Regions from separate parts of the Homo sapiens genome. Here region 1 is linked to region 2. Evidence: chromatin loops called from intact Hi-C (ENCODE). Cell type or tissue: PC-3. All regions are shown on one strand. Region 1 overlaps SUGCT (succinyl-CoA:glutarate-CoA transferase). Region 2 overlaps SUGCT (succinyl-CoA:glutarate-CoA transferase).

What was found. A loop is a pair of places that touch in the nucleus more often than their neighbours do. Peaks named below come from ENCODE experiments on the same cell type or tissue, not always from the same donor. Only the 100,000 strongest peaks of a DNase experiment are listed, where the experiment ranks them.
Region 1: a loop joins it to region 2, with 4 times the contacts of the local background. A loop is called at or near these places in 2 of 110 quality-filtered maps.

Annotation. Positions count from the first base shown.
Region 1 is chr7:40,522,560-40,527,559 of GRCh38, reverse strand. The region is part of intron 12 of SUGCT (succinyl-CoA:glutarate-CoA transferase); the gene reads right to left. Among named protein-coding and RNA genes, the nearest start is that of SUGCT-AS1, 22 kb to the left of the region's middle. In PC-3, no CTCF peak of the experiment used is centred here; no DNase peak of the experiment used is centred here.
Region 2 is chr7:40,583,123-40,588,122 of GRCh38, reverse strand. All of the region lies in intron 12 of SUGCT (succinyl-CoA:glutarate-CoA transferase), which reads right to left. All of the region lies in intron 3 of LOC105375244 (a long non-coding RNA gene), which reads left to right. Among named protein-coding and RNA genes, the nearest start is that of SUGCT-AS1, 39 kb to the right of the region's middle. In PC-3, no CTCF peak of the experiment used is centred here; DNase peaks (open chromatin) are centred at 1,662 and 2,882.

The DNA.
Region 1 (5,000 bases), 61 kb after region 2:
TGTCTCCCTTTCAACACTGCCTTCTAGTCAATGTAAAAAGAAATAAACCATCCCCACATGCTCATATTTGGTGTTTACTTTTCCATCAGTCATCTAAAATGGGACACAGGAAAAGGGATGTGTCTGTCTCTGTTAGAAAGAGAAGAAAAGTGAAGGAAAAAGAATCTAATGCAACAAGAGAGTTGCCAGATTTGGAACTGATTGAAAGAGTTTTGTGTCACCAAACATTTTTCAAAGACCTATCAATCTGCAACTCTTTTTATAAACCAACCTGTAATGAGTGGTGTTTCCACACATTTTCTTCACACAGTTGCTTCTGAGTTTGGCAGTGCCTTTGATTTGAAAAAGAATTTCAAACTTTAGATGATCACACAGAACCTTTTTGGCATCATGGAAAAGAATATTTAGATCATAAAGACTTAAAGGAATGTAAGCTAGAGTTCCAAGTAGTTTAAACTTTCATTACAAAGATACTGAAAGCCACATTGCTGTGCTTACAATAAGTATGTTTATAAGCGATGCCATTTGTAACTCTAATTAAATGAGAACTGAAAAAAAAGTAAGAAAGAAAAGTATGGCTTAAAAAATTAGTATTAAGTGAAAAATTCCACCATATATCAAATAGCAAGATAGACCCGAACATCATCATAATGTTTTTATTCACATCTTCTGGCATCAAGGGAAAACCACCTTGGAAAAACCAACAAATCCTTAAAATAACAGAAAAGTGCCAGCACTAACAGTGGTATACTTAGGACTCTCTGGAAAAATTCGAAGAAAGTAGAATAATGAAATTTGTCACCTGCTGACTGGTTTCTGCTGCTTCCAAAAACAAAGAGCACAGCAGACTAGGTTCAGAATGTGCAGACAGAAGAGGAGGATTCTTAACTGTAAAGTGATTGACTCCATTATAAACAAAAATTTTCCCCCAACCAATCCCTCCCAAACCACTGGTTCTCAACGTTTGATCCCAAACAGCAGCATCAACGTCACTGGGAACGTTTAGAGATACACATTCTCAAGCCCCAACCAAGACCAACTGAATAAGAAACTCTGGGAGTGAGGTCCAGTAATCTGTGTTTTAATAAACCCTAAAGATTATTTTAATGCATATTAAAGTATGAAGTACATTGCCTTAAATGTCACAGCACGATCAGTAACAAGTAGAGAAGTCCTTGAAACTGTGAATCCTGATGGTGAAAACAGTTAACAGCTATTGAGGGCTAACTGAGCAAAGCATTCTTCATGGCATATTACTTATATTCTCCTACTTAATCCTTATGGCAACCCTATATATACCAAGTCAATGCAACTCATTCGTTTGACAGGGCACAATGAAAAGAATTAACAAAGAAAAAACAATGCTATTATGAGAAGAGTGAATTTCCTGAATGCACATCTATCAATGGCAACAGAGGCAAAAACCCTAGGAAGCCTCAAAAGAGGATTTTTGCATACCTTTAAAGCAACATTTAACAGTAAAAATCTTCATAAAACTTTTCCTGAAAGACTGACAGGTAACTGTATATTCATGAGTCAACTTCTGAATTAGTTCCATTCTTGGGAGCTGGAGTGAGTCCAGCGAGGCAGATGCACTTAATAGCCTTGGAGACAAGATGGATGGCAGATAGTGCAGCCAGATTGTCCCCAAGTCTGACCAGCACATAACGCAAACACCGTCTTCTGCACCTCTGCTCCCTTATGTAATTAATGGATATCCTTGATGTCAGTGCACAGAAAGCATAAAAGAGTTCAAAATATAAAACATGATTGTGTCTAAGTATTTAAATGACAGCTAAACCAGAAAATCAGTATCAAGCACTTCTTTTTGATCCCTTTATTTAGTTCTATAACTCTATCACTTCTTTTTCAGTAACCCAGGCTTAAAACCCTTATGCTTGTTAAGTATTCATATTTTCTCTCTCTCTCATCCAAGAAATCACCGGATCGTAAAGTTATTATGTTCAGATTCTTCTAAATGTCACTTTCTTTCCATTCCAACTTCCTTCACACTATCTCAGGCCCTCACCCTCTCATCCTAGATTACTGAACAATCTCTTAATCCTTTTCCTTTATACTTCTCATGACACCACTGTCAAATACAGACACTTTCCTCACAATGTTTTCTTGCACAAAACCCATCAATACTTCATTACTGACAGGGTCCAAACTCCTAAGACATAAATATAAACATCTTCACAGCTTGGCTACAACTTTATCTCCGGCTCTTTCCTTATGTGAACCCTACACTCCAATCACAGTTCTATATTCACTATCTTAAAAACATGTCACGAATGTTCATTCCAGTAACTCTTCTTCATCCCTCTCCAAATCTTTGGACAAACAGTGATTGATGCAAAATGCCAACGTGAGAATAGGCATTAAAGCAGAGAATAAATTAAAGCTTGCTTACTCTCCAGGATTTAATTATAGATCAGTGCCTCTAATTTCATTATTCTGTTATATTGAATTTACAACTGTTAGGACAAAATAATGAATGTTTAACAGTTTAACAAAGGTCTTTGCTTAACCTGTATAGAAGCATTTGAATTAAATATTGAGCTAGTGCTATTCCAGAAGCCAAAGATAAACATATTAATGAAGGAAAAAGGCTTCTGCCCCAGAGGCTCACAGTGTAGGGGTGAAGTACACATGCCCCTCCACTCTCTACCACACCACCACCTTGGTCATCCTTCCTGGGACACAGCCACAAATCATTGCTGAAAGAATAGGAATTCCTCTTTGCATTTATGAAACAGCCCTCCAACTACCAAAGCTTCTCAATTGAATCCTTCAAATGTAACTATTAAAAAACTACGGAAGCCAATAATGTGACAATATCCTACAAATAGAACTAATCCCATAGAAATCTGAACTAATCCCTTAAAATTTCTGAAAGAAACAGAAAGAAATTTTAACAGAATTCTTATAATTATAATCAATAAAGCTGAAGAAATACAGCATTCCCTTAAAAACAATGTTCAGAAAAAAGCAAAGAAGAAGAGGAGGAAGAACAGAAAGAATTGGAGGGAGACAAATAATTAACATTTCTGGAAATTAAAAGCATTGTGGTCAAATGTTTTTAAAAATAAATACACGAGCAAACTAGCAAGATGGATGAGAATAAAGATTCAATTAATGATTTGGAAGATCATAAGAAATCACTTAGGACTAAAAGTAGGTCCTAGCAAACACAAGATGTCCTAGCAAAAAGACATCAGATATATGGCATATTTAAAAAACAGGCATTCTTTGCCAACAATCTGATGTCCAGCAAAACATTTGGGAAATTATTAAAATAAATATGAGTTTACTAAGCCAGTTGGAAACAATATCAACATATAAAATCAGTAGCTAGCAATCACAAATTAGAAAATAAAACTCTTAAAGATCTCATTCGGAAAACAAATAATACTAATAAACTAACTAAGGACAAGGGTAAAGTAAATGTGCAAAACATTTTTTTTAACTGCCAACCTTACCATAAACGTAAGAAGGCTTAAATCCTAGAGAAATACCATGCTACTATAGAAAGATTCAATATTATGAAACTATAAATTTGCCCCCAAATTAATCTATGAATTAGATGAAATCCTCTCATGTGATTCTAAAATCTATATATAATAGATCCATGAAATCAGCAAGAACATTTGTTTTAAAAGAAAAAAATTGAGAGAAAATTTGGCCTACTACTGTACTATGTAGCCACAGTAGTTAAAAACTAGCAAGAAATTACTCCAGAAATATATAGACTGGTTAGTAAACAGAACAAAAAGTCCAGCAAACAATCCATGCATGCATGGGATTTATCTTGATAATGATTTTCTCCTTTACTAGGATTCTCAGAGCTCTTTTTCAACTAGGCCATAAGCCAAGGAATGTGGGCAGTTTTTAGAAGGTGGAAAAGGCAAAGAAGTAGATCCTCCCCTAGAACCTTCAATGGGACCTTAACATTGTCAACATCATGATTTTAGCCCGGTGAGACCTATTTTAGACTTCAGATATCCAGAACTAGAATAAATTTGTGTTAGTTTAAGCCACTATGTGGAAGTTTTTTCTAGCAATCATAGAAAACTAATAAAATCAGACACTCATCAGGTTATAAAAATACTAAGATATCCTCTTGCCTTTGACATCATAGTCTTTTCCATGGAGAAAACAGGTACATTTACATATTAAAATTCTTAAGATAGATATTAAATGTCAAGCCATAAGACTTTCTAATTATTTGAATTATACATAATTTCATTGTATCTGCTGATAGTCTGGCTTCATAAATCTTTAGATATCATAAATGCCTGCATGTTAGATAAAATTCATTTGGGGGATTTTGATATAAGAAATAATAATATCCACTAATATCCAATAATATCATATAAAAAAGAATAATATCCACCAATATTCTTGGTTGAAAGGGACTTACCACTTTTCCCTAAATATCTCAGTCTTTGCTATAAGGACTTTCTTCATGTCTTTCTTAATTCCATTGACACTATCGTAAAATTACCTGTTAATAATATATGAATCAAAAGGGATATTCACTTCCCATATTTTGTCAGCTTCATTCAATAATTTGGCAAACATTAATTACATATTATAAAGCTTTTATGCATAAAATGTATTTTTTGTAACAGACTGAATTCTAAAATTTTTTGGAAAGTTAGCAAAATATTTGTCAGTTGAAATTTCTTAAGAGCCTCACCTATAATAGCAGCGTGAAACCCTCAACAAGAGGCAGAAAATGACTTGTCAATATGCACATGGGACAAACATTTTGTATTATATCTGCAATTTGTGGGTTATTCGTATAGCAACTGCAAACAGGTCTACTCAACAGTTAAAACTAAGAGGAAAAAGAAGAACTCAGTCTAGCTACTGCCTGGATGGAAAATCTAAAATATTTATGAGATGTTTTCCTTTATTATACATTACATATTTCCTACAAAATTTTTTCTCCAAATTAACATTTCTTTCTTGCACATTCAATATCAGGATGGGTC
Region 2 (5,000 bases):
TGAGACCAGCCTGGCCAATTGGTGAAACCCTGTCTCTACTAAAAATACAAAAATTAGCCGGGCATGGTGGCACACGCCTGTAATTCCAGCTACTCAGAAGGCTGAGGCAGGAGAATCGCCTGAGCCTGGGAGGCGGAGGTTGCCATGAGCTGTGATTGCACCACTGCACTCCAGTTTAGGCGGCAGAGTGAGACTCTGTCTGGAAAAAAAAAAAAAAAACAGAAAGAAAGAAGAAAAAGAAATATAAAAGGAGGATATAAATATATCTGTTTAAAAGATATCCATTTTACTGTTGTCTCATACAAGTGATTTATATAAGTGAAATATGAGTGAAAATGAAAATTCCATTATGTATTGAAAAATTTTAAAGCAAGCTTTAAAAGGATTGATGATTTCATATGGTAGCTATTTTCATTTAAACACAATAAAAGGAAAATGGGATAAGTCATATGACATCTTACCAATCATGTTAATTAAAACATCACTTCCTCTTTCACCTCCAACTGCTTTGCCATGGCAATGACAAATAAACACTAAATTGAATAAACATTTAATGTGTCAACTCATGTTAAATGCAAATTTAACTGCTTTAGGTACACACACACATCACTTTTATGAATTTTTAATTTCTACATCATTTTTCTATTATATGTGTTGTATATATTTATATATCTATCATAAATATGAAGACATGTTTAGACACAAGAATTTTAGAATTATTTATTTTTCAAAATAGCCTGGTTACAATAACTTAACATATTGAGAAAATAAACTTGGATCTACTTGTAAGTCTGTCTTTGTTTATCATTCAACTTTACTGATGTGCAATTTATATACAGTAAAATTCACCCCTTTTTGTTCACAGTTCTCTGAGTTTTGACAAATGTATAGTCATGTAACCACTACTACCATCAAGATACACACTATTTTCATCATGTCCCCCAAAAAATCTGTTGTGTCTCTTTATAGTTAATCCCTGCCTTTCACTGCCAGCTCCTGGCAACTCCTGAGCCTGTTTTCTGTCTCTATAATTTTGCCATTTCTAGAACGTCATACAAATGGAATATACAGTATATAGCTCTTCACCTCTGGCTTCTTTCACTTAGCATAATACATTTGTGATTCATCCATGTTGTTACATATATCTGTAGTTCTGTTACTTTTCAAATTTGTAAGTGGTATTCCATTGATTGGATGTATTCCATTATTTGTTTACTCATTTACCAGTTAAAAGACATTTAGGCTATTTCCTACTTGTAAGTCTTTCTAAACATGGCAGATCATAAGGCAGCACAGTATTGTGGTTAAAAGCTTAGGTTTTTGAGCTAGACAGATATGAGTTCCAATCTCAGGTCCAATATCAACTTGTACCTTTGAGCAAATTACTTATATTCTTCGAGTTAGAGTATTGTTGTGAAGATTAAACTAGTATGTGGCCTGTAAATTGGTAAGTGTCTGCTGTTATTATTACTACTGTCCCTAGTGCTCAAACTCTGCTCTACTTCCAGTCTTGAAACTAATCCCAAATTTAACACTGTCAATCACCTCAGAGCTTTTACTATATTCCTTACTTAAAACACCTCACCCCTTCTCTCTGCTTCCCTTCTGCAAGACCCAAGTTCCTCTTCCTCCAGGAGGACTTCTCTAACTCACAGTTCACATTTAGATTGCCATTCTGCACATTCTTAGAGCATGCATCATCCAGTCTGGCAGCCACTACTTACATGTGGCTTTATACATTTAAATTAATTACAGTTAAATAAAATTTAAATCCAGTTCCTCAGTCACAGAAGCCACACTTCAAGTGCTCAAGCAAAACGGCTAGTGGCTGCCATATTGGGCAATGAGGATATAGAATATTTTAATCATCATAGTGATTTCCATTTTAAGTTCTAAGTTAAAAACATTGCCTAACACTTAAAACTATATAATTCTATATAGAACAGGAAAAACTAATAATTAGCAGACATCGACTGAGCTCCTATTCTGTGCAAGACATTCTACCTTAAGCAATGATACAGCATCTTTTAGGGGATCTTGAACCACCTGGACAATTATATTAAAAAAATTTAAAAGAAGAAATGATTACCAAGGTCTGGCAGGTAAAAGAAAAAAAATAATAAGTCATTGAAATTTAGAAGTTGGCCAGGCACAGTGGCTCTCACCTGTAACCCTAGCACATTGGAGGCCAAGACAGATGGATTGCTTGAGCCCAGGAGTTCAAGACCAGCCTGGGCAACGTGACAAAACCCTCATCTCTACAAAAAATACAAAAATCAGCCAGGTGTGGTGGTGCACACCTGTAATCCCAGGTACTTGAGAGGCTGAGGTAAGAGAATCACCAGAACCTGGGAGGTCGGGACCACAGTGAGATATAATCACACCAATACACTCTAGCCGGGGTGCCAGAGTGAGATCCCGTCTCAAAAAACAAAACAAAAAAGTTTAGAGGCATGTGTGGTGGCTCACGCCTGAAATCCCAACACTTTAGGAGGCCAAGTGGGGTAAGATGGGTTGAGCCTAAGAGTTCAACACCAGCCAGGGAAACATATCAAGATCTCGCCTCTACAAAAAATAAAGTAATTGTCAGGGAGGCTGAAGCAGGAGGATCCACTTTGTCAAAAGATCTACAGAATCACAAAACGATGTTCTTCCTAGATTTGTCTCAAGCTAAAGGTGTCTCAAGGAAAAAGTAAGCTTTTAAAGTCCAAACCTTGAATGAGAAAATAATTGTGTTTTCAGAGAAGAAGGCAAAACAAAGACGACAACAACGAAACCTGACTGCTGGAAGACTCATTTCAGAATATACCTTAAAAAGCCACTATATGTCTCATGAATCAATCCAGATACTATATCACCCACCCCTCTGGCACAAGGTTATGACTCACTGTCTGAAACCACAATGCTTATAGAATCCTCAAACGTTCAAGGATAACTACATTTGGTTCAAGTCAGCAATAGAAAGGGAGCTCATTAAGAATTCCCCATTTTCCCCACTACAGTCCCTTACCATTAGAATCCACCTACAACTGCCAGAGCTGATGGGATCATTCCAATTTCATCTTCTCAAGGAGGATTCTGAGAACTATTGAAGGGTGAGTTTAAAGGTGAATCATCAAAGCCAGTTTAAATGTTTTGAAAAGATTAAGGCATGAAATTATCATTTACAATGCACTTGCCTTAGAAGATCCTGGTTTTCTACTTTTCCATTTACACAAGAATGTCAGGAGATCCTCCTGAGAGGAAGCAGAATGTTAAGATACCCTGGGAAGTCAGAGTCATTACTATCACTCCCAAGGCAGCTATAATGGCAGGAGAAAAGTATCCAGTGTAAATAGTTCGCCACAGTGGAGCCTTATGTTACTGTATATACAACATGGGATTTGGAACAATATCCATATGCCAATCCCAGCTCTATCACCATCTAGCTCTATCACCTCATTTAATTCCTTAGTTTCTCCTGTCATCAGTTTATTCATCTGTAAACTGGGGTAACACTGTCCTTAATTACTTTGATGGAGTGTTGTGATGGTCAAATGAGATAATGGCTGGGAAAACACTTTGCAATCTGTAGATCACTATGCACATGGGAACTATTATCTGGTCTTTTCCCCTAAAACACTGCTCCTTGGAGTTCACTTAGCCTGGGATTTTCCAACTTCACTTCTAAAAGAACATTTTTGGAGCTACTCAAATGAAGACTTAGACAAAATATGAGTATCTGTTTTCTGCTTTTTTTCTGATCCAAGGAACTTTCTTCCTTTCACAGATTTAGCTCTTTATGTCATTAACTAAATTTAAATCATGCCTAAAGACTTACTTGTTTGGCAGCACAGTTTCATATCCTGTTTGGTTTGATTTTTAAAATTCTTTTGTAAAGCACTCCAAGATGTTTGCATGAAGATCACTCAACAAATGGAAGCCTCTCTCGAATAATACACACACAAGGACACACCCACATCAATGAGAAGAAACATAATACAGACTTTTGTTAACTTGATAAAACAAGTGCTCAAAAAACAATTCCTAAAATTACATTCGACGCCACACTGTATGACCTTTTCTTGACTGAGAGAGCCTTAACCCTGAACTGACTTGGAAAGCTAAGGTAATCTGGTAGAATTCAACTCCACCAACTTATATAGAGAGATGTAAGTGTATGCTTCAACATAGACACAATATTTTCCATGAAGCAGGCATCCTGGCAAGTAAAAATTCCCTCGTGTTTCAGCATGTATCGAGAGACTAACCATCAGATCCTGAACTGGGTTACATAAGCACAATACCCTTATTGTTAGCAGCTGTGTATTGGTCAGCATTGCACAACTGACCAGGTGCATGGCAGGATGGAGTTTTGTCTTTATCCAAAGATTCAGAGTAGATGGGCTCAGGACTTGCTCTATGATGGCAATATATTAATTCCAAGCCATCAGGATTATTATAACCCATAAGATACTTTGCCAATTTATGCATATGTGGTAAAAATTAAGGCATGTAGTAGATGCCAAAAGAGCCATTGGTTTAATGTGGAAACCTTCTTTTCAATTCTGAATGTTTAAGAATTCATTTTAAATGTAATTGTCTGGATGTGAAGGTAAAATAATTGACTCAATGACACTAAATATCATCATACAATTCCAGGGAAGACATATTTAAACTACCAACGGAAAGGATATGTGATTTTCAATGATCACTTTAGGATAAAGGTATAACACTAAAAGTATTCATTAGAAAAGCCAAGGAAAGATCAATCCATACAGGAAAGAAGAGTTTCTAAAATTGAAAAAAAAAATTGAAAAATCTATCTCCCTCTATACTCAAGAAAAAACTTCAATCACTTGAAATTAACAATGAAGATTCTGACTTTTATATTGCCTTATGACAGGATTTCAAAGGCTGTTTTCTCACCTTTGCTCTTTACTTGAGTTTAAATACTTTAAAGTATATTTTCCTTTACGGATGTACCACCCCATTCAATTCATTTGTTGATTTCAAAATGA